Regions from separate parts of the Homo sapiens genome. Here region 1 is linked to region 2. The links are chromatin loops, found by intact Hi-C in ENCODE. Cell type or tissue: heart right ventricle. All regions are shown on one strand. Links, peaks and the distances in the headings refer to the core of each region. The heading gives the core; the rest is flanking DNA.

Region 1 (8,325 bases), core at 117-8,116, 170 kb after region 2:
AACATTTTTCATGTTATTCCCACATAGCATTTCACTTTCACCTGACTTTTAACTGTCCCCATAAATTGGTATTTTTTAAAACAATAAATGCTTACTTAGACTTACCAACATGCTGACTCATTTCTTTGCTTACTTTGCCACCTTCATCATATTCCTTCTTTCTGGATTCAGCTTTCTTCTTACTGAAGAAAATCCTTTTCTAATTCTCCAGTGAGAGGTTATGAGTATAAATCCATTCAATCTTTGTTTCAAAACTGTCTATTTCATCCTCATTCTTGAATGATTGTTTAGTGGACATCAGTGCTTTTCAGTCAAATCTTTAGTTCTGTGATGATCTTATCCCATTGTCTCCTGGCATCAGTTGTTGCTGCTGAGAGGTCTGCTGTCAGCTTAATTATCATTCCTTTTTCATCGGTCTGTCTCTTCATTCGCTCTGTCTGCTGTGTTTGCAGTTTTATAATGACGTGTCTATGTGTTGTTTATATTTCACCTGCTTGGAACTTGATGTGCTTATTTGACCTTTTTCCCCTACTCCCTCATTCTGGAGAGAATATGCATCTGAACCATCTCACTCTGTCCACCAGTCTCTTCACATCACTGCCACATTTTCCTTAACTTTGTGTTTTGCAGTTTTTTTCAAATCTACCAACCAACTCCCCACTTCTGTCTTCGGCTATACTAAACCATCTCTTTAACTGATCTATTGAGTTGTTAATGTTATTTTTTTTGTTTGTTTCTTGAAATCTGATTATTGTTCACGTTTGTCTTTTATGATTCTTTTCTTAGTTTATCTTTTTAATGTTTTAATCATATTTATTTTATGATTTCTCTTTTTCATTGTTAAATTCTAGATTGTTCAATCATTTCTAGTTCTTGGAATAAGAGTCCTCTTTTTGTTGACTCTATTCAAGATTGTTTTAATTGTAAGGAACAGAAAAGCCCACATAAACAGACCTAAGAAAAGGTGAATTAATTGTCTTAATGACCGAAAAGTCCAGAGTTGTAGTTACAGTTAGTCCATTTGATTCAGGACCAAAACCCAGGGCCTAATTTCTCTGTTTCTCGACCTCCTGGATCCACTTCTTCTGTGCTGGCTCTGTTCTCAGATAGATGACTCCTCATGGTGACAAAACAGCTGCAGAAGCAGAGATTCCGCCATCCTCCCAGGTTCAAATATGGCCAGCAAGAGAATCTTCTTTCTTTTTTTTTCCTTTTTTTCTTTTTTTTTTTTTTTTGAGATGGAGCCTCGCTCTGTCGCCCAGTCTGGAGTGCAGTGGCACGATCTCGGCTCACTGCAAGCTCCACCTCTCGGGTTCACACCATTCTCCTGCCTCAGCCTCCTGAGTAGCTGGGACTACAGGCATCCGCCACCATGCCCGGCTAATTTTTTTTTTTTTTTGCATTTTTAGTAAAAATGGGGTTTCACTCTGTTAGTCAGGATGGTCTCGATCTCCTGACCTTGTGATCCGCCCCCCTCGGCCTCCCAAAGTGCTGGGATTACAGGCATGAGCCACCGCACCGGGCTGAGAATCTTCTTTCTAATAGTTCCTTTAAACATCCTGAGATCAACTCTGTTTAGTGTAGTTTAGATCACATGCCCATCTCTGCACCAATGACTGTAGTCATGGGAATGAGATATGCTAGTTGGCCTTACCTGTGGTGGAGCCCCATCAGTCTGCTTGGTATGGAGGAGTGGGATCACCAAATGGGCCATTGGAAGAGGAAAGAACAACAGATGCTAGGGAAGTTTTATTTGATTCATGAGGTCCCCCCCTACACCCTGTCCCCTTACATACCTGCCTGCACATACACCAAGATGACTGCTCCCCAACAGCTCCATCGATGAGCAAACCTGGCCCAGAAAGTTCCTTTCCTAGAGGTTCCCACTACAGCCCTGGGGCTAATTCTTTCTGACTAGATTTCCTTAAACTCAACATGGTCACTCTCCCTGGCCATGCCTGAGTCATGTTGCTTCTTTGGAGCCAGGGGGCAGGGTCAATCTTATAGAGCCACGCAGTCTGAGAGTTGAGGAGGGATAGTCCCTAAGGAAGAAGAAGTGCTTACACCAGATGAGGGAGATGGATACTGTCAAGCAGAAAAACTTGCTGTCCTTTTCAAAAGGGAACCCACCTCTTCCTGAAAGCCTGTCTCTTCCTATTGGGCAGCCCAGCCTGCCAAGCCTTGATCAGCCTCCTTGTGCCTCCCATTCAGAATCTCTCCATGCCATGGACATTTCATGGTCTCTCTGGTATCTCCTATCACAGATTTATTTGGAAACCTTTCTCTGATTTCCAGCGTGTACCATTTTCTAGAGTAGTGAGCTCCAAAATGGGTCATGCACTCTCTAAAATAGTGCTTTGTTATTTACTGGCCATAATTAGTTCTCATCAGTACCTCTTTGGGAATCCCTGGTCTAGAAATGATGGATTCCATATTTCTCTGATAAAATGACTTCCTAATTCTTGACCTCAGGCATGCCCCTCCTTTCCAGAGAGAAGCCCATCATTTGAGTCTGTTCTCAAGACACAGACCATCCTCCCATGACTACCTACCCTTGGCCAGTCCCTGCTGTAGCCCGACTTCTCACTGTGTTGTCACACAGACCCTGTCACTTAGAAGCTGTGGGACTTTTAGTGAGTTACTGAGATTCTCTGAGACTCAGTTTCTTCACCTGCAAGATCAAGATAATAATGTTCATCTCCCAAGATCAGGAGGAGGAACTACTAATGGAACCATGGAAAGGAACCTCAGGCATGGCACCTGGTTCAGAGGTAGTCCTCCAAATGTGCACCCTCCCTTCCCTCCTCTTGCTCGCAGCTCCTAGCTCAAGGTACTCTTGGTCACTCTTCCTTGGCCTCTGGCCTGCCTTTGACAGCTGGTAACTGACCAGTCCTTAGGCTCTGGTCCTCAGCAGCCACATGCCTTTGCCGTGATATAACTTTTCATCTGAGCCTTGATTCCTGACACATGGCACCTGCTGCCCCCACCCTGAGATCCACCATCGGCCCCTCCCCTCCTGTGATTCCTGCCACAAACTCCAGGCATGGGTGTGGCCCTATTGGAATGTGCTGGGGGAGAAGCAGGAGGCGGGGACAGGTGACACAGAGGAGGTGATGAAGGTCACACCAAGAGAGGTCCCTGGTGGTTCTTTTTACCTTGAGAGAACATCTGTGGCTTCCATGTTGTCACAAAACAAACAGAAGTGAGTCTGAAGTTTCCCAATCCCCGTAGCTGGTTTCATGGCTCTTTGACAGTCCTTTCATGTCCCTGACAGTGGTGAGCTTTTTCCCCTGGGAAGTTAGGGGGCCTCTGTTGCACCCCCGCGGCCCACCTCGCCCTGGTGACGTTATCCTGGCACTCCCAGGCTGATGACACTTAGCTGTCACCTTTCATGCATGAGCAGCTGTTGCCGCCTGTGTTTCCAGGTGGCCGAGCCCAGTCCCTGTGCCTCCCCTTCCTGCCACATGGGGGACCCTCCGACGGGCTGACTCACCCGGTTCTGCTGCCCACGGAGGGCTTCCCGCTCTGCCTTTCTTGGGCAACCTTCCCAGTTTTCGACGAATGCCTTCCGCTCACAACAGCCCTTTCCTGGGGCGTGTAGGGAACCGGGAGTGGGGTGAGGGCGGGTTCACCCTTCTGCTCAGGTTTGAGTGGCAGCCTGCAGGCGCCCAGGTCTGCGCAGAGATCTCAGACTGTCCATCAGTTCCAGGGCTATTTATGTTTCTGACATTCATTTCTTCCTGCTCCCTTCACCTCCCCCCTCCCACATCTCCTCTTTGACAAAGCTGTGATCAGCCCCACAGCAGAGGCCGTGTGTTTCTTGACCTGGCTTTCCCGTGCTGGGAGCTGGGCTTGCATCGAACCCCTCCTGCTCCCTCAGCGGCTGCGGCCCTTCCCGTCCTCCTGCTCACAGAGCGCACGAGAACCAGGGAAAGCTGTGTGGCTAGAAAGAGCCCCCTCTCACAGCTGCAGACTGCAGAGTTGTCAAGCCTCAGGCAGCTCCGCCCTTCCTTGAGCCTCAGTTTCCTCATCTGGAGAGTGAAGACAACCATCCGCATCCTGCAGCACGGCAGTGACAGTTCTGTGAGAAAAGGTGCCCAGAGTGACGTCTAGCTGCACACCGTTATTACACTACAGGATAAAACGGCTGCCATTACCACATGCTCACCATGTCCCGGGCCACGGGGCACAGATCGACTCATTCAATCCTCACTGCAAGCCATGAGGAAGATCTCACAAGAGGCCCAGGCAACAATGAGGAAATTGATGCGCCGAGAGATCAAGTGACTTTCACAAGGTCACACAGCTGGTCAGCGGCAGAGCTGGCTGTCATCCCGGCATGTGTCCCTCCTCCCTCCAGGAAGAAGCCACCCCAATCCTCCAAGGATGTTCCTTTTCCATCTTGAGGGTATCTGGCCTCCAGAGACTCCTCACTACCTCGGGGCCATTGCTTGGTTTCCCTGGCCCCCATCACCCCAGCCTCCAGCTCCGACGGTCACACTGACTCCGGGAGTTTGTCCAGGGTGAGCACTACTCCTCATACCGCTCTGAGTGCCTCTTCCATGGGGAGGCCAGTGGCTCAGGTCTTCTGCCCTCTGTTGATCAGGAGGCTGAGTTTTTCAGAAGGTCTCCCAGTCAGGTCTGGGACAGGAGCCAAACAGTGGCTCTCGGCCCTCTCCTTCCCCAGACAGGGCTCTGGAATTGGGCGCCACCCCAGCAGCCAGCGAGGGGCTGCCATGCCTGTCCCTGGGCTGGCCCTGAGCCTACAGGTGCTCTCTGGGGGCAGGGGGAGGAGGGCAGGGCCTCGAGAGCCGCAGGCAGAGCCTGGGAAGAAGGTGTCTGTTGTTTCCTTCTTCATCTCTGGGAACAATTCGCCTTTTGAGCTTCTTGGCTGAGCGAGTTGAGAGATTCTTTCTCCAAGGCTTCTTGACAGATTGATTTATCTGTTTCAGTAACTTGGACTTCCTGAGAAAGGGTGGCTTCATGCCAGGGCAGGCGTGGGCACCAACCTGGGGGACGAATGTGGGGCCTCCTCCGAGGATGGCCTTGGACCTCAGGCTGAGGTGTGGACCCCAGGTCCCTGTCCCCTGGCTGGAGACCGAGCGGGTGAGAAGGATTGCCAGCAGGAGCTGCAGATACCCACAGCCAGGCAGTCATTCACCCCATCCTCCCGGCCCCGCTGCTCCCCAAGCGGCTCTTCCTGGACCCATCTTGTGGCTGGGAAAGTTGAGTCACTGAGAAGCGACTGCCCTACCGCAGTAGGCAAGAAGCTGAGATCAGACTTGAACTCAGGGTTCTGAGGCCTCCACATCTATCCTCACCTACCTAAAGAAAGAAGTTTGACCCTCAAACCCCAAGTTGCTAGAGGGCCTGGGCTGAGAAGGCCACAGCTAGCAACTCTCCCCGGGCTCCTCCTGCTTCCCAGAAGGAAGGCCTGCTTCCTGCCTCTGCTGTCTGCCTGCAATGCCTCACAGCCCATGGCTCGCCTCTGTTGCAGCACACTCGCCTGCCTTCCCATCATTCTGCCCACTCCTCCAGGCAGGGCGCCCAGGGCTTGGCACTGAGTAGGGGGCTCAGTTGAGAAGGGAAGGGAGGGAGGAAAGAAGGAAGTGAGGCAGGGAGAGAGGGAGGTGAGGGGAGGGTCCTCACACCCTGTGGGTGATGCCCCAGGGGCCCTAGGGCCATTATGAAGCCCCTAAGGCAAGCTGTGCTTTAAGAATTCAAGAGTCTGGGCTGGGCGCGGTGGTTCACGCCTGTAATCCCAGCACTTTGGGAGGTTGAGGCAGGCGGATCACCTGAGGTCGGGAGTTCAAGACCAGCCTGACCAACATGGAGAAACAGCGTCTCTACTAAAAAATACAAAATTAGCCAGGCGTGGTGGCGCATGCCTGTAATCCCAGCTATTCGGGAGGCTGAGGCGGGAGAATCGCTTGAACCCAGGAGGCAGAGGTTGCAGTGAGCTGAGATCGTGCCATTGTACTCCAGCCTGGGGAACAAGAGCGAAACTCTGTCTTAAAAAATAATTTAAAAATAATAAAAAAAATAAAAAGAATTCAAGTGGCTGGATCACAGCTCACTGCAAGCTTGAATTCCTGGGCTCAAGCGATTCTCCCCCCTCCACACACACACACACCTCCATCCCCCTACCCTCCCACACCCTGCTCTGCTGCACTGCACTACCTCCCCACCCCCCAGCACCCCACCACCCCTCCCACTCCCATGCCACCTCAGCCTCCTGAGTAGCTGGGACTACCAGTGTGCCACCACGCCCAGCTAATTCTTAAATTTTTTTTTGTAGAGATGAGGTCTCACTATGTTGCCCAGGCTGGTCTCAAACTCCTGGCCTCAAGACAGCCTCCCACCTGGGCCTGGTAAAAGCGTGATTATAGGCGTGAGCCACCTCGCCCAGCCATTAACCATTTTTAAGTGCACCGTTCAGAGGCATTAAGCACATTAGCACTGTTGAGCAACCATCACCACCACCCATCCACAAAACCCTTCATCTTGCAAAACTAAAACCCTGTGCCCATTAAACACTAACTCCCCTCCCTGCAACCCCTGGCAACTGCCATTCTACTTCCCGGCTGTGCATTTGACTACTCCAGGTGCCTCATGTGAGTGGAATCATGCAGGCCATGCCTTTTGTGTCTGGCTTATTTCACTCAGCACGATGTCCTTGAGGTTCATCCGGGTTGCAGCGTGCGTGAGCATCCCTTGCTCTCCAGGGCCAGCGCTCCACTCTGGGCGCTTTCCACGAGCTGCCCTCGCACGGCCCTCTGCATGATGCCCACGTTGTCAGGCAGTGCCCTGCCCTCCAAGTTGAGCCCCCAAGACCAGCCCACCCCCATCTGTCTGGCCCCAGTGTTGCCCACCCATGCCTGCCTTTCTCTGCAGAAGGGAGGCTGCTCAGGGCCAGGCCCTCCTGCTCCCTTGGCCCTCGGGGTTCCAGGGGGAGAGAGTGGTGGCTGTTTCAGGTCACCCACAGCCATGCTCTGCCTGCTGGTCTCCTTTCCCTTGATGCTGCTGCCCCCAGGACCTTGAGTAGCACGTTGGTGCCCTGATGCTTATCTTCTTGGGGACGCGCGCGTGGGAGGAGGACTCAAGGAGAGGGCAGATGGGTGTTGCGAGGGATCAGTCTCTAAAGGCAGAACTTCAGGAGTGCATGTCAGCCAGTGCAGGGCTCCTGGACCATGCCCTAGCGTCCTGCGTGGTGTGGCTGCCTCCAGCTGAACCTCTCCCCACATCACCACGCTGCTCCTGTCACTGAAGGCAGCCCCAGGTGCTTGGGGCAGCACTGACCTCACATCCAGTGGAGGGGCTCAGGTCCTTGCCTGCCATTTGCTGACTGCCAGGACTTGGCAAGCCCCTCCCAGAACCTCGGTCCCCCATCCCTCGAACAGACCAAGCCCTCACCCACAGGGTGGCTGTGCGGATGAGCCAGCAGGCGTCTGGCTGGGCCGGGCCAGCCAGTGCTAGGCAGACGCCTGTCCAGGGCACCCGAGCCTTCCGCTGCCCAGCTGCCTGGCTCCTCTGGCCCAGGGCGAGTAGAGAAGCCCTATGCCTCAGCAGAAGGAGAGAGAGCATAGAGCAGCACCCACAGAACCCTGCAGGAGGAGTCCCTGAAAGCCAGCTCCCAGAGCTGTGAGGACTGTATGCATCCCAGGCTGGCGGCCCCTCCCCTGGCCGTGGAATCCAGGCCCACTCCGGTGACAGGTTGACAGTCAGTCCTCTGGCTTCCACATGTGCCCATTTGCAGCTGTCCCCAGACGTCACTGCAGGCAGAGCAGTAGCACAGCCTCATACAGCATTTTCACCACAGACCCAGCAGCAGACGTCGCTGTAAGAGCACAGACGATGCAGAAAGGCAACCAGGAAGGACAGGGAGTGGAATATTCACTACCTTTGTTTTTAATACAATTTATTTAATCATCAGTTTGTAGAATTTAATTTGTAACAATGGCTGTCAGCATTCCTAAACGTTTAATGACGGTCAGTATTAGTGACCACCAGCACACCACTGTCTCAGCCCCTGACCAGGGTTCTCTGGCCAGCACATGGGCATGGAGGGCAGCTGCTGGGGGGACAGGCAGTCCCTGACTCCCCAGGTGTGTGGCGGGCCAGACCCAGGGCCTCTGGCAGCTCAGACCTGCTTTCAACTTCACCCTCCTACAGCCTGTCCTGCAGACACCACTGATGTCCCCACTGCACAGATGAGAACCCTGAGACTCAGAGATGGGCACCACCTGCACAGGCCCCAGAGCCGGTGCTCTGGAAGGACAAGGCTCCCGTCCTCAGGCCCTGGGCTTGGGCGGTGTCATGGGTAGG
Region 2 (8,325 bases), core at 3-8,002:
GGGAAGCCCCAGGTTCTGGAGAAGCCTGTGCCCAAAGAGGGGAAGGTATTTGCCCAAGATCACAAAGCTACGGTGGATTTTGTATGTATTGATTGTAGTGCTTTCCAAATGCTCCATTTACTCTGGGATTAAATGAGATATTCCTTGAAAAGCAAATGCTTGACCATAGTAAGCTCTCAATAAAGCTATCTGCTATTGTTGCCATCATTACTTTACATTAGCCTGAGCTACACAAAATTGCCATTTCTGTAGGTCAGCAGTGGTTGAATATTGGCAATTTCATACAGTTCAATGCAATATTTTTCCCCCTCAAAATTGGCGTACTTTGTTTATTAAATGAATATATTTTAAAAGGAACTTTTCATCCGTGTTGTATTAATTGCACTGGTCATAGTAGACGGTAACATGCCCCTACGCACAATGAAAGTAAGGTAATGCTGTTAGATTCTGCTTAGACATTCTTGCCTTCTCAAGACACTGTACTCCCCTTGTTTCAGATGGAGATTAGCAAGAATTCAAGAGGGGCTGAAAGCATTCAGGCCCCACTTTTTCCTTCATGGATCTGAAGAGTTAACAAGACTCTTAAAAATGGAGTTAAGAGGCCGGGTGCGGCGGCTCAAGCCTGTAATCCCAGCACTTTGGGAGGCCGACACAGGTGGATCATGAGGTCAGGAGATCGAGACCATCCTGGCTAACATGGTGAAACCCCGTCTCTACTAAAAATACAAAAAAATTAGCCAGGCGTGGTGGCACGTGCCTGTAGTCCCAGCTACTTGGGAGGCTGAGGCAGGAGAATTGCTTGAACTTGGGAGGTGGAGGTTGCAGTGAGCCGAGATCGCGCCACTGCACTCCAGCCTGTGCAATAGAGTGAGACTCTGTCTCAAAAAATAAAAACAAAACAAAACAGAACAAAACAAAAAACGGAGTTAAGAAACTGTGAAGGCATAACACTCCATCAGGCAGTCAGTGTCACCCCTGGGACCCCCTGAAACTCCTGGAATCTGCCTTGCTGAGGGAACCCCTGATTGGTAGGAGATGCTCTGGAAGGTCGCCTTGAAACGTGGCCGGTACTAAGGCAGCCGAAACAAGGCCTCCCGTGAGCCTGAGCTGAGGCCTGCCCATCTCTGGCCCCAGGCCCACAGCGGAGGGAGGGACCTTCTCTTTGCAGGGTCCAGGGCTGGAAGGAACTGTAAACAGTATCCCATTCAATATTGCGGCTTCCCAGGGATGGACAGCAAGACTCAGAGGAAGAAGGACCTGCCCAGGGTCACACAGCAAATCAGGGTGGTGGGTAGGGACCTCCCAGAACCCAGCCCTCTGAACACTAACCCCTACTCCTTCTGCCCTACTCTAACACCTCCCTCCAAGACCCCTCACTTCTGCTGCCACCACCTGCTCCCCGCCAGGCAGGAGCAGAGGTGCTGGGGGCTTCCTAGGGGATGACTCCCTAGACTGTAACTGTTCTTTTGTTTGTTTGTTTGTTTGTTTTTTGAGACAGCGTCTTGCTCTGTTTCTTAGGCTGGAGTGCAGCGTCATGATTGTAGCTCACTGCCGCCTCCATCTGTGCTCAAGCGATCCTCCTGCTTCAGCCTCCTAAGGAGTTAGGACTGTAGGCATGCACCACCATGCCTGGCTATTTTTTTCATTTTTAAATTTTTCATAGAGATGGAATCCTGTTATGCTGTCCAGGCTTGTAATCGTTCTTGATGAGCCAGTCTTCTTCCCCTCAAGAGGAAAAATGGGGGGTCTCACTCATCTCTATGCCTAGCATAGTGGCTGATGCTGAAAAAACATGTGCTGGACAAAACATCAAAGACCGACCAAGCACCATGAGGTAAGTGCCATTAGCCCATTTTAAAGAAAGAAAAGTTGAGGCCCAAAGAGGTTACATAGCTCACCCAAGGTCACACAGCTGCTAACCAGCGCAGTCAGGCTTAGAACCCGGCTTGGTCCAACACCAAACCCATACTTTTCCCAGCTGATGGTGCTGTCTGACCTCCTTGCATGCCTGCAACGTAGACAGGTCAAAGAGTAGTCCCAATAGCAGACGAGGAACCAAAGCCCTGAGTGGGGACATGCTCTTCCAAGGACACAGAGGTGAGGACCTGAGGCCTAGCCCTAGTGCTCAGCCCTGGGCCCCCAACCAAAGCCTCCTGTCCCCAGCCCCACCCAGGCTAGGTCTCCTGCTAGGTGCACTCTACTGTTCCACCAGCTCCTAGGGGTGTGATGTCACTGCCCCATCCAGCTCCTCTTGCCTGGCCTCTGCTGGAGCCTCCTTCCTGGCCTCTCTGCCCTGACCCAGGCCAGGCATTCTCATCTCCATGCACTGAGCCTTGTGGAAATCAGACCAAGTTCCTCCTGGATGGAACCCCTCCGCTGGCTTGCCTCTCTCCTAAGGACCAACTCATCTGAAGTCCCTGCCGTGGCCCTGCAGGCCATGTGCCATCTAGCCCCACATCCTCCTCATCTCATCTCTTTCTCCAACCCAGACACTCCTGAAGATACCAGACATATTCCACCCATCCTGAGGACTTCGTGTTGGCTGTCCCCTCGACCTGGAAGTCTGCACAGCATTTCATGATGGGGCCACTTCTTATTCATTGATTGCCTGTCTCCACTGCAATATGAGCCCCAGGGAACATCACCCCGGCCTTTGCTGAGGCTGCACCCCCTGCCCCCACCCATCCATGGCCTGCCACGTGGTCACCCTCATTCCACAGTGCAGATCCTCGGCCTCAGCCTGGCACAAGGCTGGGTCCCAGAATCAGCTGCGCCCTTGTCACCCCACCTGGGGCCCCACACACAGGACAAATGACAGGCGTGTCTCCTCGGGTGCTGGGGACCAGCCCTGGAGTGTCCCCCATTGTTCCCAGAAATTAGCAGCGGTTGCCGCATTCAGGGGAAGCACTCCACCCCACGGGCTATGGCACTTGGGGGAGAAGAGAAAAAAGACAAGCAAGATCACCAGGCGGGCCAATGCCGGTGCCTTTTCCCTGCCTGCGATGCACACTTCATTTAATTTTTATAGTGGAGGGAGATGTGGGGTCTTTTGAGCATCGATATCCTCGTGGGCAAGTCTAAGTGTCAGACAATAAGCGGAGGAGCGGCGCTCGGAGCGCGTTGGCCCCGCTGTCAGTCTTGCCCAGATTAACAACTTCATCTGAGCCTTTGTTGATATTGACACTCGGTTGCTAGGTAACATGTTTACCGCTCAATGAATAGGACTTGAGGGCCAGTGGGGGCACAGTCAACAGATTGGCAAATAAGGCAAACGTGCCATGACTTGATGTGCCCATCGTGGTGCCCAAGGGTGCAGAGGATGCTGATCTGCACTGACCCCCGATAGGGCGAGTGGCTGTGGCCTCATGCCCAGGTGGGGAAAGTCCAGGAAAGCAGCGCTGTTTACACCCAGGGCCCAATCTCGTGATGACATAGATGCCCCTGGCCTCTTGACAAGGGTGCTTCTCTCCAGCAACGCTGTGACACGGTGTCCCTGCAACTCTGCTGCCCTGGAGAGGCCCTGCCCGCCTATTGCACCCTCAGCACCTTTGGCAGCTCCTGCCCCCTACTTTATCCCTATCCACAAGGGGTGTGCTGTCCTGAAAGGAACCCACGGCTGGGAGTCAGAAGACTTTGTCACTTCCCTTGGCTGGGAGGCCGTGCATGTGTGACTCAGGCCTTGTGTTGCAGGGCCTGTATGCTGCGAACGTATCCCCTGCCCTGCCTACCTCATCAGGGCATTCAAAGGAAAGGGAGGGCCCACCGTTTATTGAATGCCAGCCCTGCGCCAGGCCCTGTGCTGGGCCTGCTAGTCATTCCCTTTAGGCCTTGCAGCCACCCTGTGAGGTGGGCTGCTGACTGTGAACTCCTTTCTGATGAGTTCCTGTTAAGTGATCAGCCTTGAGGAGTAGTCGGTCTGCAGACTCCAGAACCCTCATTCCACTGTCCCACACAAAGACTTGCTCCTCTGTTCCCCACCTTAAGCTACCTGTTGACTCAAGGGCTGTGTGGAAAGGGGTCAGTCGGTCTGGCGAGCAGACGGCAAGGCCACCACAGGGCTCAGCAATGGGCATTTTGCTGAGCATGTTAGAGAAGCAAGGCTCTGTAAGAAAATCACACGATGTACCCAGGTAACAAACCTGCACGTGAACCCCCCAAATCTAAAATGAAAGTTGAAATTATTTTCAAAATAAAAAATCCCAAAACAAGACCAAAAGAAAATGGTTGGTCAAAACTCAACAAAGAGAAATGAGAATAATCAGACTCTGCACACAGCAGTCAAGACTGCAGGGCACAGAGGGCGCTTCCATGTGGGAATAGGAGGGGGACAAAGAAGCTGAGGAATGACCAGGAGGACAAGGAGGAGGGGAACCTGGACCTGCATGGAGCCTGGGGGCTGCAGCTCCACCATGCCCACCTGCACAAGAAGAAGCGGACACGAATATGCCAGGCTCCGTGTCTGGCGGCAACTCTGCATCCTCCACAGTCAGGCTTGCCCAAGCCACACCTGCGCTCTCCAGTTCTCACCTGAGTGGAGGCCCAGACAGCCTCCACATAGAGCCCTGATGGAGGGTCTATCATTCATTCATTCACTCCACACATATTTGGACCTTCTGTCTGCCAGGCTCTGCAACTGTTGCAGCTGTCGCTATGAAGGACACAAGCCAGGTCCCCACTTTCACGGAGACTTCGATGTGGCAGAGAAGGTGGACATGAGACACCTGATAATTACATACCGACATATCTCATGACAATTGCGCTATGTGCTGTGGGGAAGCTGTGCATTAAGGTGGAGGAGCTCACCTCACCCAGGGGCCACAGGCAGCTCCCTGGAGAAGCCGCGATGAAGCTGAGACAGGAAGGAGGAGCTGCAGGTGTCCAGCTGACTAGGGAGGGCGGGGACGTCCCTAGGGTGAGAAAGACACTGAAATGTTGGAGGAACTGGGAAAAGCCCAGTGTGATTGGAGCCAAAATTCAAGGTGGGAAAAGAAGTGGAGAAAGAGTCAGGGGCTGGATTCTTCAGGCCTTGCCGGCCATAGTGAGCACTTGGATTTTGTTCTAATAGCAAAATAGTGATGGGGAGCCATGAGGGGCATTAGCAGGAGGAGGATACACTGGGATTCCAGGTGCTTTTATAGGCTCTAAACGAATGAGGTCCACGGCAGCCAGGATGCAGTACCAGGGTGGGCTGACCAGGTGGGATGCCCCTGTCCACAGGACCTACTTTTGGGAGCTACTCTAGGACAGGGAGCCCCAGCCTTGGTTAGGTCTCTGTTTATTCCTACTGTCTGGCTGGAAACCTGCAACACAGAAAAGCTTAGTACATGATTGCTAGGTTGTAGGGAACAATTTGAGAGACCCCCACGCTTTAAATATACTGTGTAACTATGAGGTATCCAGCCATATTGCCCCCAGTCCCCACCCCAGCTTTATTGATCCGTGCCCCTGGCCTCTGTCAAAGCCTGCTAGACGCCTATGCCTAGGGCCCTTCCCTGATACCCCTGACTGCTTCAGTCCTTGAGCTGCACCACCACCCCTCAGCCTTCCCGCAGGCTCCCAGGGCAGCAGGCTCCCTGTGATTGACATTTACATATAATGGATGATGTACCCTAGAAGGCCAGCAGTTTTTCTTGCATCTTTTTTGCACCAAATACTTTCTAAATACACAATTTCCTGACTTAAAGATAACTGAACTATATCTATTCACCCACACATCATCTTCACATCAATACTTAAACTGTCTTAAAGACATCATAACAGAGAGGCAGGAGGGCTGCTTGCAACAGAGATGAATAAACCCCTTACTGTGGCAGGGTCCCTATGGTGGTCCCACATATGTATGGGACATGCGCCACCGCTCCATTCCCCACCCTTGGCAGGCATTGCTCTTTCCTGCTGCGTCTGGTTCAATGTCATGACCCTTGACACTTCACTGGAGGCAGCCACAACTAACGAGTTGGTATTGATGCTTGAGACTAAACGTCTCGCCTTCAAGCTGCTGTGCTGGAGTTTCTCTCAGCCATCTCCCACTCTCTAATGATCATCCCCGTGTCCTCCTGCCGTAGGTGGGTCTGGTTGCTGCCCCCTTCTTCCTATTTTCTTCCACAACTCCTTGCGCCTCTGTTCCTCCTTCTACTACTTCTTTCCACCTCTCTCAATCTTGGCTTCTAGAAGCAGCAACAAGCCCAGAGAGGTGCTGGATCACCCGTGTCTCCTTTAGCCGTCAGAGTTTGGACCTTCAGGCAGAAACGGCTTCTCCTGGGAGGACGTTCAGCAGCTGAGAGCTAGATGAAAGGCTCAGGTTTTTGGTTTGCTGTTTGGGTAATTTACTCCCTAGAAACTTCTTTAGTGCTTTTATGTGTTCCTCCTCCTCTGCAACCTTTTTCAAGGGAGGAAAAAAGAAGGGAACGTGCAGCTATTGAGAATCATATTTTCATATGTCATTTATTCCTTAAGACAACTTTTTCAGATGCGGCTTCTTCCCCCGTTTTACAGATAACAGAGCTGAGGCTCAGACAGATTGAGTGACATTACTGAAGGTGGCTTCGCTTGTGCCTTGCCTGGAAAGGCAGTCCCAGCCCACTGTGTACTGCCTGCCATGGTTCCAGCCTTCACTGCTTCTCTCGACCAGCTTCATCCTGTCATTGTGTCAGGTTCCCATTGCTGCCATGGGTGTCACAGGGCTTTCCAAAAAGCAAAGGTTCTTCATTTTGGTGAAATCCAATTTATCATGTTTTTCTTTTATGGGTGTGCTTATGTGTCATAGTAAGAGATCTTTGCATAACCCCTGGTCACAAAGATTTTCTCTTATGCTTTCCTCTAGATGTTTTGTGGGTTTAGGTTTTATATTTAGGTCTATGATCCATTTGAGTTAATTTTTGGACAAGGTTTGAATAGCGGTCCAGATTTATTTCTTTGGACCTCCAATTGTCCAAACACCATTTGTTGAAAAAATGACCTTCATCGAATTGCCTCTATCTTTGTGGAAAATCAATTGACCATACGTGCGTCCTACTATTTCCGAACTATCTGTTCTTTCCCATTAGTCTATGTGTCTATCCATCTGCCAATCTCACACTATCTTGATTATTGTCTCTTTATAATGAGCCTGGAAGTCAGGGAATATGAATCCTTTAATTTTGTTCCTTTTTGAACTTGTTTTAGCTCTTCCAATGCCCTTGGGTTTTCATAAAAATTTTAGAACTACCATGCCAATTTCTAGCTTTTAAAAACCTTGCTAAAACTGGTTGGGTTTGTGTTGACTCTATTGATCAACTGGAGGAAAACTGACCTCTTAAGGCCTTGGAGATTTTTGTTTGTTTGTTTTGTTTTTGAGACAGAGTCTTGCTCTGTTGCCCAGGCTGGAGTGCAGCAGCATGATCTCGGCTCACTGCAGCCTCTACCTCCCAGGTTCAAGCTATTCTCATGCCTCAGCCTCCTGAGTAGCTGGGATTACAGGCACGCACCACCACGCCCAGCTAATTTTTGTATTTTTAGTAGAGTTGGGGTTTTGCCATGTTGGCCAGGCTGGTCTCGAACTTCTGACCTCAGGTGATCCACACACCTTGGCCTCCCAAAGTGCTGGGATTACAGGCTGGCCTTGGAGATTTTAATCAACATTTTATTCCTGGCTCTTGTCCCCAAGCCACAGTCCTTAAAAGGCTCAATTGAAAAAGACAAGTAAGTCAAGCTATAGTGGAGAAGGCTGGGAAGAAAGGTTAACGCTGGCAAGTCTGCTGTGTATACAGATACCAAAACAGAAATCTTGTTAACATTCGACAATCCTGGTGTCAAAAATCCCACAGCCAAGCCCACTTTGGGGGAAGCTCCGAAGACTCTGGTTAAATGCCAATGCTGAGGGGAAAGGGTCACCCAGGGCATTCTTTATTGGCCTTTAGTAACTCAGCTGATGCCATGCCTCAAAGGGCTCAAAGGAGAGCAGATGTTGGTGGGGGCGGGAGCATGGGCCTTGGAGTCCTGCAGGGCCTGGCTCAGACCCCAGTTCTGTCTCTGCCAACTGTGTGACCCCGGGCAAGCCACTTAATCTCTCTGAGCCTCGATTTCCTCTGCTATACCCCGAGCTGCAAGGCTGTTTTCAGGAATAGATATATAGTGCATTTAACACAAAGTAAGGTCATCATAAGCAGGAAGTATTTTATTATTATCATTATTATTATTGGCCTGGGACCCAGACAGCATAAGGAGCGAAGGAGCTTGGGGTGGACGGGCCTTGGCTGGCCCTGCAGGTGGGGTGTGGAGGCCACAAAGCAGCAGAAGGAACCTGGTGAGTCACTCTTCCTTGGGCGTAGCTTTTACTTGCTTTTT

The links. Peaks named below come from ENCODE experiments on the same cell type or tissue, not always from the same donor. Only the 100,000 strongest peaks of a DNase experiment are listed, where the experiment ranks them.
Region 1: it touches region 2 in a loop (5-fold over the local background); 15 of 110 quality-filtered maps call a loop at or near these places.

The regions. Positions count from the first base shown.
Region 1 is chr2:120,666,249-120,674,573 of GRCh38, forward strand. No RefSeq gene overlaps it. Among named protein-coding and RNA genes, the nearest start is that of GLI2, 65 kb to the right of the region's middle. RefSeq lists enhancers at 2,747-3,946, 3,097-3,598 and a silencer at 3,365-3,659. In heart right ventricle, for the core only: a CTCF peak has its summit at 3,464; no DNase peak of the experiment used is centred there; H3K27me3 peaks cover 3,426 bases.
Region 2 is chr2:120,500,689-120,509,013 of GRCh38, forward strand. No RefSeq gene overlaps it. Among named protein-coding and RNA genes, the nearest start is that of LINC01101, 39 kb to the left of the region's middle. RefSeq lists an enhancer at 3,133-3,634. In heart right ventricle, for the core only: a CTCF peak has its summit at 3,509; a DNase peak (open chromatin) is centred at 3,433; H3K27ac peaks cover 584 bases.